Regions from separate parts of the Mus musculus genome. Here regions 1 and 2 are each linked to region 3. Evidence: chromatin loops called from intact Hi-C (ENCODE). Cell type or tissue: left cerebral cortex. All regions are shown on one strand.

Region 1 (8,000 bases), 260 kb after region 3:
CTCTTCCCATTTTGCCAAGAGAAGGAGACTGGCTTAGATAAGGGTTCTTCGTTTGGCTGGGATCACAAATGAAGACAGTATGGAGCAAGGCTGTGTTGACTGTGTTGTCACACTGCATGACTGAGCACTAAGGCCCTGATTTTTTCTAAACTATTAAGATTTTTGGATTACTGTGGCATCATAATCATGGGAGGGTTAACGAGCACAGTGTGGTTATTTTCCTGTTCTACTTTTTCTATGATCAACACATAAATCCTGAGGGACAAGTTTGACAAAAATTTATGCTGGTCTTGATGCCTGTATCTGTGAAGTTTATAGCTCAATGACTTGGTAAAAAGACCCTCTTTCAGCCATGAAAACACTATGCTGGGATGAACATAGCTCATGAGGTGGATGATGGATTAGGGACTACGGTCACATACTTTGGAAGAAATGAATAAAATTACATGCTGTCTTTCATAGGATTCATGGTGGTCTATTAATACTTGCATTCTCCCATTTTCTGCTGGTTCTTTTCCATCACATTGAATTATATTTTACATTCCTCTCGCCATTAGCCTTTAATTATAAAGTTTCATATAATCCCTTCTATGGTTAGCTGGAGGGTTTTTGTTGTTGTTGTTGTTGTTTTTGGTTTTTCGAGACAGGGTTTCTCTGTATAGCCTTGGCTGTCCTGGAACTCACTTTGTAGACCAGGCTGTCCTCGATTTCAGAAATCCACTTGCCTCTGCCTCCCGAGTGCTGGGATTAAAGGAGTGCACCACCATGCCCTACTAGCTGGAGATTTCTATTTTTTGAATTATACTAATTTTATTACATCAACTATCAACTAAGTTGCAGCTATTGCTGCTTGTGGGTAATTTAATTTTTGAACCAAATTATTGTCATGGAGAGAATATCCTGCTTTTAACTGCTTTTGATATTTCATAGATGGGTATACTGAATGTTTGCCTCCTCTACCCTTTCCTGTCTTCTCACTAAGGCTGAAGCTGTTCTTATTCCCAGCAAGCAGTATTCTACTGAGATGATAACTTAAGAGTGGCTATTCCATTGAAGATAATAACATCCCCTCCCCAAGAACCCAGTGACTGCAAATAGTCCCTGTGCATGGGACCTTCTGAGGTCTACCCTCATGCATGATGCAACAGTCATGGTCTAATAGTATACAGGTCTTGGGTAAGCAACCATAACTTCAGTGAATTTATGAGTACCATGTCCAGACGACGTTCTTTCAGAACAACCTTACTCAACCTTGGACTCTTAAATTCTTTCTGACCCATCTTCTGTGAAATTAGCTGAACCTCAGAGGGGATGATGTATATGTACAATTTAGGGCTGAGCTCTCTAGTCATTTACTCTGTGACCTTTGGCCAGTTGTGAGTCTCTGCACTAATCTCTGCCCACTGTAAAGGGAAGCTTCTTTGATGATGGCTGAGAGTGGGTCTAATTTCTGGGTATAAACATAAATATTTAGAAATCTGTTTGAAACAATGCTCATTTACCCAAGTGGTAATAGATTCTATACCCAGAGCTTTCAGTTATTAGAATTACTGCTGTTCTTGGAAGACAGTGAAACAGTGAGTGATACTTTTCCGAATGTGTTTAGGATTGCTTCCCCCCCCATTTATTTATTTATTTATTTATTTATTTATTTATTTATTTATTTATTTTCCTGAGACAGTGTCTCACTCCATATCTAAGGCTGGCCTTGAACTTGAAGTCACAATCCTTCTTCCTCAGCTTCCTGAGTGTTGAAATTCTAGACATGCACTGCCATGTCTGGTTTTCCTATATTCAGACAATGGCATGTCTCACTATGATTTTTTTATTTCTCCTACACAGTAATCAGTACATTTATATAATGCATGAATTGATTTCCTAGTATACAATTAGTAAATATTTTGTATCTGTGTCTGAGTTAAAGTCTCCATGCAAGCAATATATATTAATGTTCACATAAAAGCCTTTAATTGAAATTACTCACACAGAGAATAATGCTCCTTCTAGAAACTACAGGTTGCCAAATAAAAGGCCCAGTGCCAGGTATGGGGTACTTAACTTTTGATTTGTTGAACAAAGGTGTCCTGGAGATGTCTATAATAATACATGTTGTTACTGCTCTCAGTTGCCCACCAAACGATGGTAAGATCCCATTGCGGAAAACATCATATACCTTGTTCACAGGGTATGGAGAAAGTAAGTTGATAATGACAGGAAGCTCCTACCTGCTGGCTTGCTCTCATAGTATTAGAAGGTGCTATACATGCTGCTGGGAGAAATGTTATCCAAAGTCTTACTCAGATGTGAACCTTGTGAGTTACAATCCTGATACACATGGCAAGATATGCCATATGGATGCAGTAGTGACACAAATGTTGTGTGGGTAATAAATCAAATTCTGACTGGATTTAATGATGGAGGTTTGAGATGGCATCAAACTGTCCCTACCCGTGGACTATTGTTGGCCTCATATCTCATCAGAGAAGTTTCTTTGTGCACTATATGATGGCTAATGAACAAGCAACTGGTCACAGTGTAAGGACCAGATGTCTTGTGGTGTGTTCTAATTGAACTTCTATATCGTACTTGTTTTTCAGATTTTCGGTTCTATGGTGGAAGAAGGGAGGGAGGGAGGGGTGAGGGTGATGTGCTGTGTGTGCATGTTGAAGTCGGAGGGCACCTCGGGTATTCTTTGTAGGTACATTCTACCTTATTTTCTGAGATGGGTCTCTTATTGGACTGGAACTCACCAATTAGACTAAGCTGGCTTCCTAGTGAGCTCCCGTGACACATGCCTATCTCTCTGTAGATGGGATTGTAAGTGTACTACCACACTCAGCTTTTGGGATCAAACTCTGACCCTTCTGCTCGCAAGGCAAGCATTTTTATACTGTACCATCTCCCAGACCCCTTTTGCGTTCTATCAAGTTATTCACATATGCCAGTATTTCTCAGCTTCCTATCAGTATGGCTGACTTTCTATCTATGAAGAAGAAACATTTGACCCAGGATTTTGCATGAGGGTCTATGGATAGCCCTGGTGCTGTTTGTATTTTGATGCTAATTCTGCTTTCCCAGGAAGGGCTGCAGTCAGCGGGTGAATCAGGTACACAGGTGACTTCTTGTGAATCTTCTCCCTGCTTTAACTTGTAAAATAAAGGCTAGAGCTGGTGATTGGGCACTGAAAGGGAAGATGGAGCTGAAAAGTTTGGGGGAGAAGGAGGAGAGGAAAGGGAGAAGGAGGTAGGAAGATGGAGGAGGAGAAAGACAATCCAGATTCCACATGGCTTTAAATAGCCACAGGTAGCTATGAATATCTTATAAGGGATGGATGGATAATTACAGAACAATTTATCTTATCTAGGTGGGTAATTTATATCAGTACCAATTGGCTTTATGTAAATTGTGCAGACATTTTGTGGGATGAGAATTTATTGATATAAATCTGACTTATAAATCACAAGCCTCTAGAGTTTTGATTTTAAGGTGTTACTGGGCTTTGGGACTTCTGACCACAAGGGGTGGATGGCTGGGAATGTGACTGGAATCCCTAGCAAGAGAACCATGCAGTCACTGCTTGGGGCTAGCCATAAAGGCAGTGGAGCTGCCAGGGCCCAAGAGTAGCCAGTGATAGCATGGGATGGTGCATTTTTAAAATATTTCCTGCAACAGGGACCCTCTGTGTACTTCATTCTAAATGTGTACTATTAACTCAAGGCTGGGCGAATGGCATATGTTACTGATCCTTCTGTGATATAGGATGGGCCATCATTACCCATCACTGCAAAATAAACTAAAAATACAACAGTAGACACTTGGGGCATGTAGAGAGATTCGACTATTCCTGGGACCTCCAGAGCAGTCTAACACCCATGCTGCTAATTTGGTATCTTTCACCAATGATCTGGTTACCAGACTCTACTGGTTGCCCTGGGAACAGAAAAGTTTTTCTTATTTTTGTCTCAGTTTTCCACCTTCTGGGTTATGCCATTAATAAATATCCCCACTTGAGACATTTTTCATTTCATTCTAAGAATGTGTCACTAAAGAAAAGTGAGTAAGGCTATGTGAGGCCTTTACATTGACCTGGCTTATAATATATATATATATTTTTTGTGGAATGGATGCTTAAAGGGACATTGATATTAAGAAAAACCAAAATGAATCTATCTCTGTAGTACATCAGAGAGATGGACGGCACCATGACAGCATGTGCTAGGTAGACTGAATTTGGGATGGAAGATAGACCGGCTTTCTCCAGAAAGCAACAATCATGTTTCACTCTTGAAAATGAGAGGAAGGTATTCTTAGATACCACCTAAGGATGCTGCTTCTGCGTTAGAAGGCATACAAGGCTGCAGGTGGAGCTTGTTCAATACTCTCTTCTCTTTTCTTTATATAGTTATATAAAATGCATATGAGGCCAGTGAGTAAGACAAGTTGGCTTTCTACTAGATTCTATGAAACAGTGAGTTCTTCCTGGATGAAGGATGACCATCTGTTCTGGATTAATTGTTTTCCTGTGAGAGCTAAAGATACCCAGAAACCCAGAAATTCATAAACGAGCAATGAGATTTAGCACTATAGCCTAAGGTCGAATCTAAGGATGATGAAAATGCTTCCGAGCCACTTTTTCTAATTTCTACTGTAAAATTGATGCTTCTTCCCCTCTATTATCATACCATTTAGGCTTTGAAACCCTCTGGTTTTAAAAGAAATAAGAAATTCACATTGACTGAGTAATGATACCCAGAACGCACATCCTTCTTTACATAACAGAAGCAAATTAACAAGTCCATAGCTTCATTTTTGAGGTCAGTTACTGTAGAACATTGGAAGTCAGAAAGAAAATCTAGAAACTGTAATATTCAAAGGACTGGGATGATATCATTGGGAGGGGAACAAAAGACCCCAGTATCTGTGAGCCATCTCTGAAGATAAAGGAGAGAATTTTCATGGCATCAGGGCACCCCATGGTTGAGAGGAGATGGAATAGTCCATGCAAACAGTGATAGTTTACATATTGGCAATCTAATGTTAAAAAGGACTAGAATCCTCAAAGAGCTTATGATGCTTAGAAAAGTAATTGAAATCCTTACCTAACCTTGCTTTGGGAATGGATACTCTGTCATTTTCCTGTGAGACCCCAGACTCTGTTTTGATATGAGCCATTCTATGCATCTGGGCTGCTCTAGGGTCAGAACTGCATGCATGTTTCCATCTCTGGGTTGTCACAGGCTTTCCACTGTAATGGCATAGGAGAATAGATGATTCGAAAACTCAACTTTTACTCAGAACAGTTTTGACCCAAGCCTCCTGACGTCTCTCTAGAGTAGGGGACAGATGTTAGGAAAATAAAAGGCATTGGCCCCACAAGGCAGGAGATCAGGGAAGTGTGTTCTGATATCAAGCACACTGTGGCCAGATGCACCTGGTTTTATACTGGTGCGACGACTGAAGACAGTTGCCCATACAGTCCCACTGACACCCACTGATGCTGTTTTACACTTGGGCAACTATTGCTCACAGGAAAGTCAGAAATGTGCTTTATTTTCTGCAATTTCTCTATCCATGGAGAAATGTTCATGAAGAGGAGCCAATTAAGGATAGTGAAAGCCTACAGAAACCTACAGAGAAGAGAATTAAACAGAAAAAACCTATAAGCAGAACCTGATCCAAAGGCCACCAGTTCATCTGAAATTCGAAAGAAAGAAAAGAGAATGTGTTAAGAATAAGGTCATAGTCAACAAAGATAATCACGCTGGCGTCAGAAGGGCCACTGCATGGTCAACAGGCTTTGGTGCCTGTAGTGAGATCATGATGGTGAAAGGGCACAACAGAGGAAAGCTGCTTGCTGTGTGACATTCAGAAAGCAGAGAGAGGCAGCATGAGAGACCACAGACAAGACAGATGCCCCAAAGGTTATTCCTCCTATGACACTCCAAATCATCACAGTCTATTCAGTTATTTCCATGACATTCCACACTTGATCTTAGCCAGAAGTTGGAGAAGTGATTTCAATGACATTCCAAACCCAGAAAAGATGATGTTCATTTGACCTCTCCTCACAGGTGGGGTTGCTTGCAAAGGATGTTTTCATCAGATCCAGAAATGTAGTAGAACTTCTAAAATACTCAGCTGACCAGGGGGGGAAAAAAAAATCTACCCAAATGAGGGCTTTAGAAAACTTTTGATGTATTAGGAATTTACCATCATTTATAACTTGGGCAGCATTAATCTTTAAACTCTGTTTTGAAATGATATCACTTCTCCAGATACACAGAAAGCTACTTCTGCAAGGCTAGCCTGCAGACACATTTCTCAAGTCCAGACTTTTAGCAGTAAAGGCAAGAAGGTGGCTTGGTAGGGGCTGTAAAGCCACTCCTCAGATGCACTATCTACAGACGTCTCTGCTTAATCTTACAAGAGAACTGTGGGTCTGACAGACAGCAGACCCAAATGTCTGTAGGTCACAGTGATTATCGGAAATTACAGTTAGACCTGAACCTTAAATCTAAAAATAAGTAGCTTGCATTCACCACGGTGTTTTCAGCTACTGCACAAATGGACCACAAACCTTTTTATTAAATAACAGCATACAAACATATCAGGGAGAAGCAGTCATTGAAAAAAAGAAAATATACCTACCAACTTGCAAACAAAATTTATGATCAGAGGGAAGGAGGGGCAAAACCTGAAAACCTCGATGATCAAGCTGTTTCAGAATTGATGATGGTCCACACCAATTATGTTCCTTTCTTGCTGGGCTTCCAGAACGTAAATTACTATGCCTAACAGTTTTAAATGAAAGAGTAGCTGGAAACTTGCTTTAAACGGAGCCCGGAGACTTTCTACCAGTCACCCAATTACTCAGTGACTGATGTCAGATAAAGACCTTAATGACAAAGAGACTCCATCAGAAGATACCATGTTTATCACCCTTGGAACAGAATCAGGCTGCAGACTCTGTCTTCTTCCCTGGCCTCATCTTTTTTGTCTATTTGGGAAGAAAAATTTTATAGAGAAAATTGATGGGTAGGAGCATAAAGATGTACCAAAACCAGATGGTGTGGTGGCTCAACCTTAAGTTTTATCTTAAATCAAGCTTAGATTAACTCAGTGCCCCAAAGACAGCAGGTTATATTAAGTAGTACTTTATCCTTTATACCATGTCACACATATACTAGTGAATACTGTCATTTTCTTTCAATACAATGACAAGAAGGTACTTACTATTTCCTTAGAAATGGGATTGTAGCTGGGCATGGTGGCACACACCTTTAATCCCAGCACTTGGGAGGTAGAGGCAGGTGGATTTCTGAGTTAGGCCAGCCTGGTCTACAGAGTGAGTTCCAGGACAGCCAGGGCTACAAAGAGAAACCTTGTCTTGAAAAAAGGATTGAAAGAGAAAGCATTCTGTGCTAGTTTGTGAAGATCAACTCAAGGTGTTGCCAGACGTTATCCCAAGTAGCAGTTATGATACCTGGGTCCATAGCAGTGGAAAGTAACCAGCTGACTTTTTCAAGTAAAAGGTAGACAGTATTGAAAATACCAGTGGGTCCTTGAAATGGTAACTGGAAGAGATCACTCCGCAGGGATGGGGAGATGACCTCTCTCACTCACTGTCAAATGATGCAGTATCACAAGTGAAACTGTTCTGTGTGTTGTCTTTTGCTAACTGGAAGCTTGTTTGTATCCTTTTGAATTTTTGACCTTAGATTGTTTCCCATGGATATTTCTTTTTCAAAGCAGCTGACTATTGTTTTTTCATTGTTTTATTTTCTTTTTATTATTTATTTATTTATACATTTATTTATTTATTTATTTATTTATTACAGGGTTTCTTTTTTAAGATTTATTTAGATATTTATTGATTTATTTATTACAGGGTTATTTTCTTTTTATAAGATTTATTTATTTTATGTATATGAGTACACTGTAGCTGTCAGAAACACCAGAACAGGGCATTAGATCCCATTACAGATGGTTGCGAACCACCA
Region 2 (8,000 bases), 74 kb after region 3:
TGTTTATTTTTCTTATCAAGGTTCTCAGATGCATCTAGTTTAGGGGTCTTTACACAGTCTAGCTATATGTCACTTCCTATTTTTATTAATATAGCTTTATTGGAACATAACTACATCCATTTACTGAGTATGGCCTGCATCTACTTTTGTTGTACTGTAGCAATGTGAAGAGTTGGGATAGACCAGTGAAGATGAAAATATTTACAGTATTCTAATGGTAAAACATACATAACCTCTGCATTAACTTTATTCTTTTATGAGAGATATTGTCAAGTACTCATTCTATTGCTAAAAATTCAACACACACACCTATGCACACTATAGACATAAAGAGAAGTAAACACACACAGTAAAGTGGGGGAGGGGAGGGGATTTTATTTACTCATTACTTACTACTGATTCCTAGAAGTTGATCTTTTGGATCTTTACTCTTTTACATTAAAAAGCATTTCCTTCCTGGGCTGACAAAATGTTATTTACTTTTGTGCCTACTCATTCAAATTCAGTGACTAGACTCTGAAATTCACCTTTGTGATTGATATCATGTTAGGCTTGGCAGATCCTGGAAACAGATGCTGATTACTCATTGAATTACTAATTCTCTGACCTGATCTCTCACTTGGCTTAGAGATTAGGAAGGACTTCTGTTGTCTCCCAGTTTTAACTCATTTTACATGGATATTAGTTTTTGTTGAGGAGTTTAGAATTCTCCTAAACTTGGAACTCAGGCTAGCTGAGCATGGCTTTCTAGGCTTTATACCAGTAGACCACAAGATGCTGGAAATATATTTTATGTGGCCAGCAATGGTCTCTGCCAGTTCTCTTCTTGGCTTCTGCAAGCTCCTTCTCAAATGCTTCTGCTACATCGAACCTTCCAGTTCCACTTCTGCAGTGGATTCTATATTCTGCAGTGCTATAGTTCTGTCTCAGTCTTTTACTTCCATTTGTCTGTCACTTAAAGCATCATTAAAAGTCTCATTGGCACCTTTACCCTAATAGGTCCCAGGTAGAACACATCTATTTAGCCAATCCTCTCTCCAGTCTGGACTACACCCTTGGAGACAAACATGGATAATAGAAACAGCCGAAACCACTCACACATGTCACACCTAAGTAGGGAAATAGCTTCAGGGAGAGGTGGAGGCAACATTGTGAGAACGTTCGGGAGAATTCTGCCTCTCTGTCCTGAATCTAGTTCAGCTTATTGTCTTCAGGTCCATTGGTTCTCCTGGACCTTGCCTTCACTTCCTAATCCCAAGTTCTGTCTCTTCTCAACTGTAACTTGGTTCCCTAGATCTCAGACCCAAATTCCTGAACTCCACTTCCGTTTCCTTGTCTCATGCAATACTTGACCATGAACTGTGTACCTATCCTTAGCCTGATAGGACCATCACAATGAAGGGTTGCCAAAGAGTTACTGAGTATGCAGTGTCTTTTACATATGTTATCTAGTATAATCCTTGAAACCGTCTTGTGAGGTAAGACTGTTATTATTAGGATAATAACGATTATGTAATTTACAGGTGAGGGGGCTGGACACTAATAGGCTTAGGGAACTTGTCCAAGGCTATATAGATTGTGTATGGGTGGAATTAGAATCCTAGCCAGGTCTGCTTGGCTCCACAGTATTATTACCCCAGTTTCTTTTTCCCACTTGCATCTGCACTTAGGTGATTCTGTTCTTGCATCTGACTTTAATATGTGTCAGGAGTCAGTAAGATTGCCTGTAAAGGGCCAGGGAGTAGATATTTTCAGTTTCTAAGGACAAGAAGACTCTGCCATTGGTCCTATTATTGATACATGGACTTGAAAAGCCACAGACAGCACATATCTGGTGGGGACAGATGTGCTCTAGTACCCCTTTAGTCATAGACATAGAAATTTAAATTTTTATAGTTTTCACATGCCACTAATTACTCTTATTCTTCTGTGTTTTGTTCCCAACCATTAAAAGACTGTAAAACCATTCTTAGCTTATAAGCTATGCAAAAGTAGGCAGAAGACCAATTCAGTCCCTGGGTCAAAAACTTGCCAACGCTTGTTCTACACCATATTAATTATTTGATTTCAGGTTTGTAAGTTTCTGAAAGACTCAGCTAGTTACTATAATATGTGGTAAACTTTTTATTTTTTTATGGTCACTACCATGATAGTGACAGAAGCCATGTGAAGGAGGTCCCAGCACCACTTCCATTTACTAGAGGATTAGAGATGAACTATTTTGCTCAGGCTGCACTTAACTAGGAGACAGTACAGTCTAATGTAGACAACAGGCCTCCTGACCCCAAGGCTGGCATCCAAAGCATGAAGCTATGCTTCCTTTCTGGCTCCTATGAGATAATACACATTAAAGTTATTTGAGAACCATACAGGGTTATATAAATATAAGTTAATAACTATCATAATTGTTTGTGTTACATCTTCATCCAGGTTTCTGAAGGGATTGGATTACAATCAAATCGATGTTAATCAAAACAAAAACAGCGAGGCACGCCATGGGATGATATCTAGTTTTCTGTCCATCTTAGTATTAGATATTAGGAGCATTAGATTTCCATCTCAAATCAGCAATTGAGGAACCCTCTTAAATTGTATATGGTTTGCTATCTTCTCTGAACTTCCTTGAACTTGGCCTTGTGCTGATTTTTACTGATTAAAACCAAAATGAAGCTGTAGACAGGCAAGAGGTGGCATATCGATAAGAGCCGTGATTAAGTTTTTGTATTTTTTTTCACTCATTCACTTCTTTTTCAATGCACTTCACTTCCTATATTAAATAGCAAGAGAGACATGACTTAATTATTGAGAATCCTTTGGAGCCAAATGGAAAATTACACTACTACTTACTCAGATGCCAGGGTAATTAGAGACCAATTATTTCTCCCATTTGGCACTAATGAATGAAGATCAATTAAAAAAATAATGTAACTGTGAATTGCCTTTATTGAGCGGAGAGCTCTGAGCAGCTGAAATTGTCTACTCTTTCCCTAATTGAAAATACCAAGTCAAGGCATCTCAAATCGTGACTGTGTTCGTGTAATTTTAGAGCGCTTTTGTTTTTAAAACTCACACAGATGGCCAAAGCCTGGCATTGAATCATTTCCTGGGTACAACACACTGCTCTTTCTTCCATGGGGAGAGTCAAAACATGGGCTCAAGAAATTTTTATTTCCCTAGTGATAACATCAGGTTTTCTGGCAGAGCTCTATCATTGCTTCTGGGCAGGTTTTGCCTGGGCTAAGATGGAATGTCTGATTTGCTTGGCTATTTCACTTTTCTTCTGATTAGTATATCCGCTTCATCAAATGCATTCTGAAAACATTTATTTTTACTGTTTTTTTTTCTTTTCTTTTAAATCTCATGGACAGAGACGTTTCCTTGATTAGCATATTGGGATCATTTTGTGGGGATGTGGACCTGCCTGCTCCAGGATCTCTCAAGAGCTCCACACATGCCTTTTAATCACCTGAGCATCAATCACTGGAGGGTCCTATACTATTTAATCTTATCTAGCATACATTTTAGCTGGAATATACAAATGTCTGTTCTTTAGATTGGTCCTAAGACTGGATAAGTACTTTCCCTGATGTGGGAAGAGGGGAGTCTCAGGATCTCTATTCTCTGGGAGCAAGATGACAAGACATACATTCCAAGGAAGCGCTGCTTATAGAAAAGCAGCCGATAAATCTCACTCAACACATCTCCTTGCATATACACTCTAAATCACCTAGTTTATAAGGCATGTTTACCCAGGTTACTCCACTGTACTCCAAACAACTGCAAGAACTACGTAAAGCTGGTTTCATCCTCTATGTTCAAATGAAATCGTGAGGCTCCAGAGTTTAAAGGATAATAGAACACCACACCCAGAGCTACAAAGACCCACCATAGGACTCATGGATGATGCTTGGAACTGTGCAGTGTAAAAATTGCACAGTCATCCATTCTCATCTGAACGCCCGGCTTAACTGAAAATACTGGAGAAAGGACAAAGAGAAATTATGGAACGCATGAGTCATGATGAAGGGAAACCTTAAAATATTGTTCTCCTAGCATTTCCCTGTGTGGAACAGGATTGGGTGGGGCCAAAGTCTGAATGAGCTGTGTGGCCAAAGGCTTGGCTTTGGGGTTGGGCAACTAAGAACTCAAAGAATTCTTTTGTTCTGGTGTCTGCATCCTCAAGTTGGGACACTCCAGACTTAATAGGGAGGAAAGACCAGTGATGGGGATGCTGAACTCAAACACCAGTTCTGGCTGTTGTCTTTGAGCCTGCCTCTGGTGCACCGGCTTCTTACTTGAGGTGTCAGGAGATCACTGTCAGGCCCACTGAAAATGGAAATGCAGGAGGAAGGGCTGTTTAGCAGGAACCTTCCACTAATCTGGCACATCAAATTATGACCACTAATGAGGACATCCACATGGTCCTGTAACTTCATATCCCTGCGTGTAGATTACTGAAATAGCCACTTTCTTTTAATAATCCTATTAGCACCTTGTAAACAGTGCTTTTATAGTTCGCTGTGGTTTCTCTGGGTTACACAGTAAAGGAGAGATTTTAAGTGAACACATTTTAAAGAGTCCACATCTTTCTCTCTCTTTTGTCTTTTTTTTTCCATGAAGAGCCAAGAAAACACACCAATAATTTTAGAAAATGGAGACTATCCTTTTTCTGATCATTTTTTTGTGTAACTCAGAGAAACATGCTTATCATGTTAGAGATGAAGGAGAAATACAGACGGATGGTATAAAATTTTTCAGAATACTAGGGTTCATTTCTAACCTCACGTCTTAAGTCTTGGCCATGGCACATCTTTTAAGATCTTAGCATTCAAATCAAGACGAGATATTGCCTGACCTTTCTCATAGCATTGTTCTGTGAGTTCATAAAGTCTTTCTGGAGAGCAGTCTGCTGTAGAAGTTGCTACAACAAGGCTCAGCATGTGCACGCCAATGGGTTCCCTAGAAAGCAAAGGTGAACATAGCTATCCTCTGAGAGATGTTGGGTCAATGATGTATTTTCCCAAAGACATTCAGAAAAGAGGGTGAAAATGGGGTCTCAGAGGGTGTGGGAGCTGAAGTTTGTACTTGCTTATTTGTTGACTATTTAAACACATGTTTATTGCTTTGTAGAGGCTTTGTGGGGCCTGGAAGATAAAGTGTTGTATAAAATGACTGCCTGATCTCACGGATCTTAGGTTTCTTTCAGGGGTCAGATAAATAGATCATGAAAAGAAAGGTGTAATGTAACATGGTCCATGAAAAACAATAAATGAAGTTCTGTAGGGACTGCTAATGGTTATATGTGTGCATAGCAGGTGAGGACGCTGGGTTTGTTTTAAGAGTACAGACAGGGTACTCCTCTGTGGTGGGGTGACATGTGATCAGAGCCCTAGAGATAGGTACCAGCTAAGTGAAAAACTTAGGAGCTCGTTTTCAGTAAGAGAAAAGATTGAGTCCAAGTCATGAGGTAGAAGTGACCTGCCTGAAGCAGAATCAGAACTGTGCAGGGAGAAGGTTTGCTTGGTGAAGGTATGAACAGAGGCAGGAGGAGAATCAGCTAGGGTGCACATCACATGAATCTACAAAGAGAGTGAAGGACTTGGATGGAAAGCAAATGAAAGCTTAGCAGCCAACAGGAAATCATATGATTTGCAATGTACAAAAACTACGTTGCCTTATGTGTGTAGGCTGAATTTTCAAGCACAGGAAAGGATGTTCGGGGAAGACACTGAGGACTCTTGCCTGTAGGCAATGATGGCATTCTGTATTAGAGATGCTTCAAGAATGTGTGTGAAGAATGGTTAGGGGATGCATAAGGTGGAGGGAGGAAAAGCGAAGTGCCGAAGAGCTGTCGCTTTCATGGTTGGTGATGAATAACAGGTGAGTACACTGGTGTTCCTCACCACTGAGAGACACCTGAGCATGCATAGTGCTGTCACAGGTTCTTGTGAGATGTGTGCTCAAGGCTATCTAGCAGGAATTGGGCATATGAGTTTGAAGTATCCTGAAGATTTTTGTCCTGTTGATATTCACATGGATGAATTACATGAAGATAGTGTTACAGTTTTCAAGATGTTATTAACAGTGACGATCTAAAGCTGCTTCTCTGTGTGAGTCCACTGGCTTCCTTCTCTCAAGCAATCTCTGGTGTTTGAGCCTTACTGTGATTTTTGCTGACCTCATCACCTGGAAGGACTTTTTCGAAGCATAATTGCTGTGTTTGTTAGAAAACTTCACCTGCTTTTTATCCACTGGTCTTTGTTTTTCCTAATAGAGATACACTTATGTCAACTATTCTATTCTTTCCAGTATTTGAACATGGCACTCATAATGACTTATGGCTATCAATGCTGCACACACTCCATGGGCAGCCCTTAATCCCCTAGACAATAGCAGGGTTCAAGGGTACAGACAGGTGCAAGGGATCTGGTTACCGACGACAGGAAGAAGAAGAGTAGTGCTGGTGATCTGGTCTTGATGGGGCTCATTGTGGATAGATCTGAAGTGTTTCAGAGCCTGCCAAATCCAACAAACAAGATTGCCTCTTATGAAAGATGTTCACTCTTGTGCCAACTGCCTGGAACTGCTATAAAGGACATTGGGAGATGGGAGGGGCTGAAATAAGGAATAATTTCAACCTCTCAGTTGAAATTGTGCACTGGGAAAGTTTGGGACCATGTTGTTTATAAACCACAAATCTCAGATCAAGTTGGCATAAGCAAGAAGGGGCATTTCCTGTCCCCTGCAGCATAGAGTGAAAGGATTCACTTTCTGTGAGGCTAATCCAAGACTTAAATGAAATTGTGGAAATTGTTCCTTAGGGTTTTTTTTTATTTGTTTGTTTATTTTTTTTCAGCTTTAGAATCTCATACATGCATATAGTTTGGTCCAGCTCCTACCCTTTGCCCCAACACTGTTCACTCCCAATTGTGTGTGTTCCTTTCTTACAAACTCACAGGGTCCTCTTTGGTGTTTTGAGAAGAGATTAAATTGTAGTTCAGAGTTATTGCAAAAATGTTACCTGTTGGAAGTAAGTAAGGAGTGAAGGGGAGGTAGAAGGAAGAGATATTTCTCAGAGCAAGACAAAAAGGGGGGAAGGGGACCATTTCCACCTTAGTATTTAGCACCAAACAACAAGGTTGACAACACCTGGATGATGAAATTTAAGAAAAAAGAGCAAACATAAGTAATGTTGTAGATCAGAAAGCTCTACTTCTAGTTGGCAAGGAGTGGAAATGGCTGATCAGCAAGGCAAAAGTTTGTCCAAACAATCAGGACTCCTCAGTTCCATAGTACCACACACATAACACTCCACATACTTGGATTATAGGAGGATTTGGGGACTTGGGGATAGACAGAGTCACGCTTAGGCATCTTACCCTGTCACATTTGTAGCTGTGGTATCCACAGGGAGTGTGTCTCAAAGGCATCCTGAGGTAGTTTCTAACCCCAGTTCTGTCCCTTGCTCGGTTATGTGATTCCTCAGGTCCTCATCCCTCACTGTTGGATTTCTTCTAAACACACACACACACACACACACACACACACACACACACACACACACACACGTGTGTAAGGTATGCATATACGCCAGGGTGTTGTCCTTTAGAGTTGCCCACCTTGGTCAGAATGTTTTGTTTTTGAGACAGGTTCTCTCACTGCTAAGGAACTCACCAAGGAAGCTAGGTTGGTTGCTTAGTGAACCCAGGTCCTCTCTCTACTTCCTGACCTGCCATCAGCCTCTAGCCCCAGAGAGAGAGAAAGAGTAAAATTGCCAGAAACCATCAGCTTTTGGCTCCAATCACTTGATGTCTTATCCTTGCTACTTTCCTTGGGTACTTGGCTGCCAGGAGGTATCTCTCCAGCATCGGGAATGCAAGTGTGAAAGTACATTCTATCATACCCAGATGGTGTGTGTGTGTGTGTGTGTGTGTGTGTGTGTGTGCACATGTGCACACATGAGTGGGCCCACATGCATGTGTATATGAGACCCTCCCTGC
Region 3 (8,000 bases):
GAATTGGGGTGTGTGTGTGTGTGTGTGTGTGTGTGTGTGTGTCTGTGTTTCTTGTGCTTTTTCTTTGGCTCTTTTTCTATTCCTCTTTTTTGTTTTGTTTTGTTCTATTCAAGTTTGGTTGCTTTTATCTTATTTTATTACTTTTTCCTCTTTCTGTTTGTCTTTTTTCTTTCTTTTTTTCTTCCTTTCTTTCCTTTAGATGTCTGTTTGTCTTCTAATGAGAGATAACGAGAAAGGATGTAGATGTGGGTGGGTGGAGAGAGACTAGGAGGAATTAGGGGAGGGAAACCCTTAATCAGAATATATTTAAAAACACAAAACAAAACAAAATTTAATCTGAAAGAGTAGACTTGAAGCATTCTCACCTCCCCCAAAAGAAGATAATTAGGCAAGAAAATATTTTGGTATGGAAGACAAAATCAAAAAATTATTCTAAGGTGAAGAAACTCAAGAAATATGAAGCCTGAATGAAATCGATGGCAGGTGTGACGGTTAATCTGTCAAGGTGACATTTCCAGAGAAAATGAACTGAGGTGGGAAGGCCCACCGCACACGTGGGTGGTATGGGTGCATTGACTGGGGTCCTGATTGAATTAAAGGGAGAACGTGAGCTGAGCACAGCATCCACCTTTCGGCTTCCTGTCTGTGGATGCGGTGTGACCTGACACTATGCCCTCCTCACTGCGATGACAGCACCCTCATATGCTAAGCCAAGACAGAGCCCCCTTCTGCTTCTCTTGTCCTATAGTTTGTCACAGTAAGAAAACTCACTCATACCACAGGGGATTTTCTTTCACTATAAAAGAATATTACAGTAAGTAGTAACAAAATGTGAATCAATCCTGCAGGTGACAGTGCTGTCACTGTTAACTTCCTGGTTTATATAAACATTTTGATTTTTGTAAGAATTTGTTTTAATTCTCAAAAAAACAAAACAAAACAAAAAGAACACCCCCCCACCCCCCCAAAAAAAACAAAAAAACTCGGGCTGCAAGAGGGTTCAGCAGGAAAAGATGCTTGCTGCCAAGCCTAGCCACCTGAGTTCAATCCCCGAGAAACCCTGCATGGTAGAGAGTGAGAACCACCTCTCCCCTGCAAGTTGTTCTCTGACATCCATCCACACATGTGCATGCAGAACACACTCCTAGACACACAAATGGATATAAAAAATACTAACATACTTATGAGACTGGTGTTCTGTCTACTGAGAGGCACACTGTACCCGCATAAGCAAAGATAAACAAATAGAGCCAGCAAAGGCTGAAGTAAATGGAGACGTTACTATCTACACAAAGAATTCACAGACATTTGTGCCTGTGAGCCTGAAGTTACATTAAAATAAAAGGAAAACAAGTCAAAACAAACAGTCTCCCAGTCTTTAAAGAAAAGAAAAAAGGAAAAGAACACTCCATCATGTTGATTCATATACCATTCTGCCACTTTCATTGGTCTAAGAACATTATCTTCCCTATAAAAATACACACTGGTGACCCTTGTGCTGCAAACTAAGCAGGCTGGCTGCGAGGGAGGACCCTGCTTGGCTTTCTAGGGAACCTGATTAGCAAGGACAGCACAGTCAAACACACAAAGGCAGAGAGGGAAGGAGCAGCTCTGCTCACCTCTGGGGCTCCACAGAGATCCTGACTGCTCTCGGGAGCAAGGTCTCCAAGTCAGAGTGCTTTTGAGACAAGTGTTGTGTTTATGAATTCTGGGAACAGAGGGTGCGACGGCTTTTCCTCTACACCCACAGAATCACATTTGCCGGCTTGAACAAAAAGCTATTTCAACCACACAATTGCTACAGCCGTTTATCACCACCCGATGCAAGCCCTAGCCAAAAGATTGAACTCAGATCTCCAATTCATAGAGCTTCAAGATATAACTCATTACTATCTACCTATGTATCTGCTTATCTATATACATATATAGATATAGATATCTATATATGAGGGAGAGAGATACACACATATGTAAGAGAGGGAGAGGGAGGAGAGGGAGAGGGAGGGAGGAGAGGAGGAAGGGGAGGGAGGGAAGGGGAGAAGGAAGGGGAGGGCTAGGGAGGGAAGAGAGTGTACAGTACAAGTTTCAAAGTGAGCTTGCCAGGTTCTCTACTCCTAGGCTTTCTGATGTGTGTTTTTTTTTTTTTCCTCAATGGACACTCAGCCAAAGGAGGTGTTCAGAGAGCTTGCCAAACACACTACATGATAAGAAACTGGAGCAACAGAGAGGTGGCTCAGTGTTGTGTTGGCTGGACTACAGAAAGATGGCTTGTTCCCTGCCTGGCACACCCTGAGGATTTTTGAGGCTAATATTGCTTTTACATGTTTTTACAACTTTTGTTCTTTCCTGTCATTACGTCAGACTTGGGTAGGCTCTGATTAAGTCTAAACTCCAGATCACAGAGATGCGCTCTGCTTGTGAGTATCCTGCTCCCATCAGTTAGCTCAGGCTTCGGGCACTGCAGAGATTCTTCTCATGTTCTCAATAATAAGAGCAGTATGCCTTTGAGAACCTTGGGGGTTTTAAGGTCTGAAAGTCTTATACTCTCTTTACCAGACCAACCCAAAACAAACAAACAAACAAACAAAACCAAAAACTTCTCAGATGCAGAAAGCAGAAACTACTGGTGAAGTTAGGGTTTCATGAGAGGACTATAAGATATATAGATAAATGTACTTTAGTTTCCTAATAAGAACAAGCTTATATGAAATTCAAGGAAGAATCAAGAGCAGAAGAAGGCCCAGAAGCTTTGGAGGTGGAGGGGGGGGGGTTAGGACCAAATGAGGATCAGAAGCCAACACTGAACATGGAGGGCTTGCTCTGTCTCTGAAGCAGAGGTGGGGGTGGATGGCAATCTACACACACAGACCCAGGCCCACAGAGGACACACAGTGCTAGCAGATAGCAAATGCTCCTGCCACATAAGCTTGGAGGGCACTTAATGCAAGGGGCCCAACAGTCCCAGCTCCTGCTTCCTCACCAGGCCTTGGCAGCACAGTCCCTATCCAGGACTGTCACTCAGGCAGTCTGGGAAGAAAAGGATGCTGAGAGCGCCATTCAGTGAGCAAAGGACTGTAACCCATTCAACACCACCGAAGGTTGCTTCTAGGATGGCAGTCCTCAGAGTAATGGTAAGCAATGCCCTGATAGCCTGCAGCTGGCCCAGCACATTGCATCTACATGAAGGTACACATCTTCTAAAGCTGCTGCTCCCAGATGCTCATGGAGCAACTCATAGGGTATAGTCTCACTCTGCAGAATGGATGAGGTTGCATCTCTCTCTGGATTTAATATCAGCAGCCTCTTGAAAGAACTAATGTTCCCACACTAGGGCTCTGCTAAGCTGGCTCACTGCTTTGAACATGGGGAGATTTGGGGTAGGAAAACAGGAAGCCTAACTCTTCCCATGATGAAACACACACACACACACACACAGAGCCAGATTTGTGCCCCCTGTTAATAAACCCCAACACAGATGAGGTGAACCAGAGAGCCTATATGAAGTCCTGAGAATCACTGCATCGTGACAGAAGAGATTAGAACCTAATGGAGAAGGGCACGCTTTGTCGGTTGTGATTATACATGTAGCGGCTCTATCGGGATCTCCATTTCTGCCTCCACAGTGGGACATGATTAATATTTTACATACTGTCCAAAGGGGGGTGTGGCTTACCAGAAACCGTACTGAACATTTCAAACACAGATCATCGTCTGCCAAGAGAAAATCCTGCCCAGCTGGAGATTTCTCATTTGCAAAACTTAAGAGCGACAAGATTCCGTGACTTGGAGAAACTGGCTGTCCCACCGATGCCTTGGCAACACAGGCTGTACTTATCTTTTTGAACAATACTCCCAGAAAATGTATTTGCTTTCAAAAAACTATGGTAATGCATCTCAGGAAAGGGGCTGTTAGAGAAAATCTATTAATCTGGGCTGGAAAGTCCAAAACATAAGGTTCAACTCCAAGTTCAGATCCCACTTGAAGGTCAAAGGCAGTGTAACAATATTAATAGCATCCTTAAGTCAAAAATCGAGTATCTTTGAACACATAAGTAACCGCATGGCTCTTATCCCCAGCCTTAACTCAGGTACTTTGTTCACGAGGGAAGACTGAGTTCTGTCTTCCTCAGAGGACAAACAGTTACCCTGAGAAAAACCACACTTCATACTATTCAACTGGTTCACACAAAACTGAAACATTGAAAATTCTGTTTTCTATCTTCTTGACACTTTATGCCCCCTAGAAGATGCCCAAGAGTAACATAAACTTCACTTGAGGCTTAACATAAAAATGCCCAGGAGGTACGTATGCTGAACAAAGATGTCTGAGACAGCAGACTGCTCAGGTATTTGTGATGCTTTTCTGGCCTTCTGGGCAATGATTACGGCAATGGCTGTGGCTGTAGATGAGATTCTTCGGGCACCTAGCACGTCACCCTGGAACCTCCTAGCTACTTTTTCTCTAGCAGGGGATGAAACTATTTAGTTCCCAGAAATACTTGTTAAGTGGGAAATCTGACTGGTCAAAAAACCCAGCAACTCAAGGGAGTTAGGTCGTTCAAACTACAAGGAGATGAGAAGCCATCAGCCTCCTTTCCGAATTCTAGGACAGTACCTAATCTGTCACTTGAATGCCAAAGCGCTGTTTGGTGCTATTGAGGGATCCATCAGTGTCAGTCTACAAACCCGCTACACAGTAACTGAAAAAACTGAATCCATGCCTGCTGATGTGAGAGGATCCGACTGTCAACTTTGACCTGCTTGTCTCCAGGCGATCAAATCGTACAATGGACCTCAGGCAAGTAGCCAGGAGGTGAGCATGAAAAAGCACAGTGTCTGTGTAGAAGCTTTGCTGCACTCTGAGCACTAAGGAAAGGAGGACAACCCTTTCCGAGGCTGACACACTCAAACCCAATTTGAGTCCCAATTTGCCCAACAGGGGGCTGATTTCTAACTAGTGCACAAACCCTCAGATGGTTGTTTTGCACAGAGCTAGAAACGAGGCATAGCAAACAGATGCAGGTCTCCTTGGGATAAGCCAAACTGTGAACATGCCACACCCCCCCCCCCCCCCCCAATCCAGTCTCTCCTCGATGAACAGCAACTTCACACCAAGGCAATCAACACCCGATCAGGTTACACACCACCCGCAAAGTATACTGCTGCCTGCCCATCCCCACATGAGGCATCCCCAACCCCAGCCCCCTAAGCATCCCCCTGCCAGCCAGGCAAAGGTGGATGGCAGGCAGCCTATTCAGACACCAGCCAGTGTTCACATACCTCAATAATCCTGTCATGAATTTGCAGGCCTCCTTCCTTGGCAGCAGGCCCGCTGTCAACTATTTTGGATACAAAGATTCCTTCACTGGAGGATCCATCTTGATTGTCCTGTGGGTTAAAAAAACACAGGCGTGAATGCTAGGCATGGAAGCTGGCATGAAAAAAAAAAAAAAAACCCAAAACTTTGCTGCAACCCCAGCTTGTCAAAAGTGGAGTTAAGCGGGGGAGGAGTGGGGTGTTGTTTGTTTCCTTTAATTTCTGTTTTAAACTGAAACTGGCTCATATACATTGTAAAAATATTCCAAACCCAAGCCAAAGTTAGAGCACAGGAGGGGCGTGCTATCTTTGAGCAGCCATCCTCTCTGCTCTGTAAGACTTCTATTTCAGCATGTGCACGCTGTCCAAAATATCTTAACACATCACCTTCCTCAGTACCTAAGCAGGATCACACCGAGCCCACTCTCACAGCCCTGGCTGGAGGTTTTTCTTTTCACTTCTACTTGTTTCCTGTCCCCCTTCCTCCCTACTTTCCATCCCAGCAACTTCTCCTTTCTCTCTGCTCCCTCTTCCCACATCTTTCTATCCTCCTCCTCCTCCCTCCATCCTTCACTCCCTTCCTTTCTTTTCTGTCCTCTCTCCCCCTTTATCCCTTCCCCTCTCTCCCTCCCTCCATGTTTTCTTCCCTGCTATAGGTGCAGCTAAGCCACACCTCCCACTCTGCCCCATTTTCCCTGAGACTGAATGGAACACCAGCTTGGAAGTCTGGGCAGAGTCCGAAGCTCTTGTCATCTGTCAAGGGGGTGTGATAACCTCTGATTTGTCATTTTGAAACATCTTTGCTCACAGACACCTAAGGTGGAATTCTTAGCAATTTACATGACTGGGTCAAATTTGAGCAAGGGACAAACACTGCTGAATGGCTCCTCCAGAGACCAGCCTAAGATTTCACTAGATACTTCTTCTACGTGTTACCCATATAGAGAACTGCTATAGGGGTCACTAGGTAAGAATCTAATTATGAAAAGAGATATTTACAAATAAAGACAAATAGATCAGCTAATTTCTCCAAGTCCCTCCTTTCCCTAATTAGAAAAGGGTCCAGCCGCTCATTCTTGCCCTAGCTTGTGCACAAACTTCTGTCTACACAGCACTAAGACGAGTCTTCTCCAAGTGTTTAGAAAGTTCTAGTGATTAACAGATGGGTTTTTAAATAATTACACGGCGCAGCATGTGCTGTTTCCAAACAATAGCATCTGATAATATACTCGACTTACCCAAAAGGCCAACAACACGAGATGACTTGAGAAGGAAGCAGAGGATACCCCACAGAACTCTACCCAGCACCATGTTAAACTCCATCCCATAATGCAACAAGACCTATTTTAATAATACTCTCCCTATAAGGATATAAAAATACCATGGACAAAAATAACTAGGAAAATAAAACATTTTCTTCTTCAAACAGAAAAGAGAAACGGAGATGGGAAATAGAGGAAAATAGAGAGGAGAAGGGAGGGAGAGAAAGTAAAGAGAGAGGGGGAGGGAGGGAGAGAAAGTAAAGAGAGAGGGGGAGGGAGGGAGAAGAACTGTTCTAAAGAATGGCGGCTAAGGCTGAGACTATACATTCTACAGCCTCCCTCAGCGCTCATGCTCGCTCGCTCTCTCTTTCTCTCTCTCTCTCCCTCTCTCCCTCCCTCCCTCCCTCCCTCCCTCTCCTTGACCCTTACTGTTTCCTTCTGTGTGTCTCTGTATCTGTCTGTCTGTCTATCTGTGTCTGTCTGTGTGTGTCTGTCTCTATCTATCTATCTATCTATCTATCTATCTATCTATCTATCTATTTTTCTGTCATGCTCTATCTATTCCTGGGTCTCTTTTTATATATGCCAGAACAAAGAAACAAAAACCCAGGCTAACATGAGCATTAAGCATTTCTCCACCATCTATCCCCACATCATATGCAGGGCTCTGAGTTCCATCTGATTTCCATCAATATTTTCTTAGAAGTCGGGTCAGCACTGCCGTGGGTGCTGCATGAGGTTAGCTCTCATCACCAGCCATCACTACTTACCATCTCTGCACTCTGCTCACACTAACCCTTCCCCAGCTAAGAAGCTACAAGCATCCTTTCCTCTTAGCAGCCTCATTCATGCCTGCATCGCACTCCAGCTTCCTACAAGAGCATCACAATGCCAGCGCAAAAATGCATCAGGGTTTCTATTTCCTGAGGATTTGAGAGGCAGGAGGCACGTGTGCATTACTCAATCCTCACAATAGCCACAGCAGTAAGGGCCACTGTCATCTACCCCAGGGGAGGAAAGCTTGAATTCAGAAAAGCTAAATGATGTTTAAGGCCCATAGGTAAAGAGCAGCGGGTCTTAGTTTCCTAGAGGATCTTCCCAGACAATCCCTTTTTCAATGAGAAAGCTCACAAGCAGGGTTCAACATCTCAGTCTACATGACATTCCAATTAAGGAAGAGTCTCACTGGACAGCAAAAGACTTATAAGCAAATCGGACTTTCCATAGACGACATGCTGATACATCTCATAAAAGGAAAATGGCATTATCTGTGTTCAGCCATTTTGCATTATATGGCCAGAGAAGAGATGCAGCGTAAGCTTTAGTTTGCTTTGCAAAATACTACACGGTGCCTAAATAATTATTGTAAAGGAATGCAAGGAAGTTCAAGCAAAAATCTAAGAGGAACAACCAACACCCAAC

The links. A loop is a pair of places that touch in the nucleus more often than their neighbours do. Peaks named below come from ENCODE experiments on the same cell type or tissue, not always from the same donor. Only the 100,000 strongest peaks of a DNase experiment are listed, where the experiment ranks them.
Region 1: a loop joins it to region 3, with 7 times the contacts of the local background. A loop is called at or near these places in 2 of 42 quality-filtered maps.
Region 2: a loop joins it to region 3, with 8 times the contacts of the local background. A loop is called at or near these places in 2 of 42 quality-filtered maps.

Annotation. Positions count from the first base shown.
Region 1 is chr6:101,604,813-101,612,812 of GRCm38, forward strand. No RefSeq gene overlaps it. Among named protein-coding and RNA genes, the nearest start is that of Gm34335, 89 kb to the left of the region's middle. In left cerebral cortex, no CTCF peak of the experiment used is centred here; DNase peaks (open chromatin) are centred at 3,852, 4,385, 5,465 and 5,812; H3K27ac peaks cover 1,264 bases.
Region 2 is chr6:101,423,425-101,431,424 of GRCm38, forward strand. No RefSeq gene overlaps it. Among named protein-coding and RNA genes, the nearest start is that of Pdzrn3, 50 kb to the left of the region's middle. In left cerebral cortex, no CTCF peak of the experiment used is centred here; DNase peaks (open chromatin) are centred at 3,080 and 3,994; H3K27ac peaks cover 2,116 bases.
Region 3 is chr6:101,349,114-101,357,113 of GRCm38, forward strand. Pdzrn3 (PDZ domain containing RING finger 3) reads right to left here. Exons shown (of 10, transcript NM_018884.2): 3 at 5,281-5,388. Among named protein-coding and RNA genes, the nearest start is that of Pdzrn3, 25 kb to the right of the region's middle. In left cerebral cortex, a CTCF peak has its summit at 4,938; DNase peaks (open chromatin) are centred at 1,676, 2,282, 3,188, 3,730 and 5 more places; H3K27ac peaks cover 3,277 bases.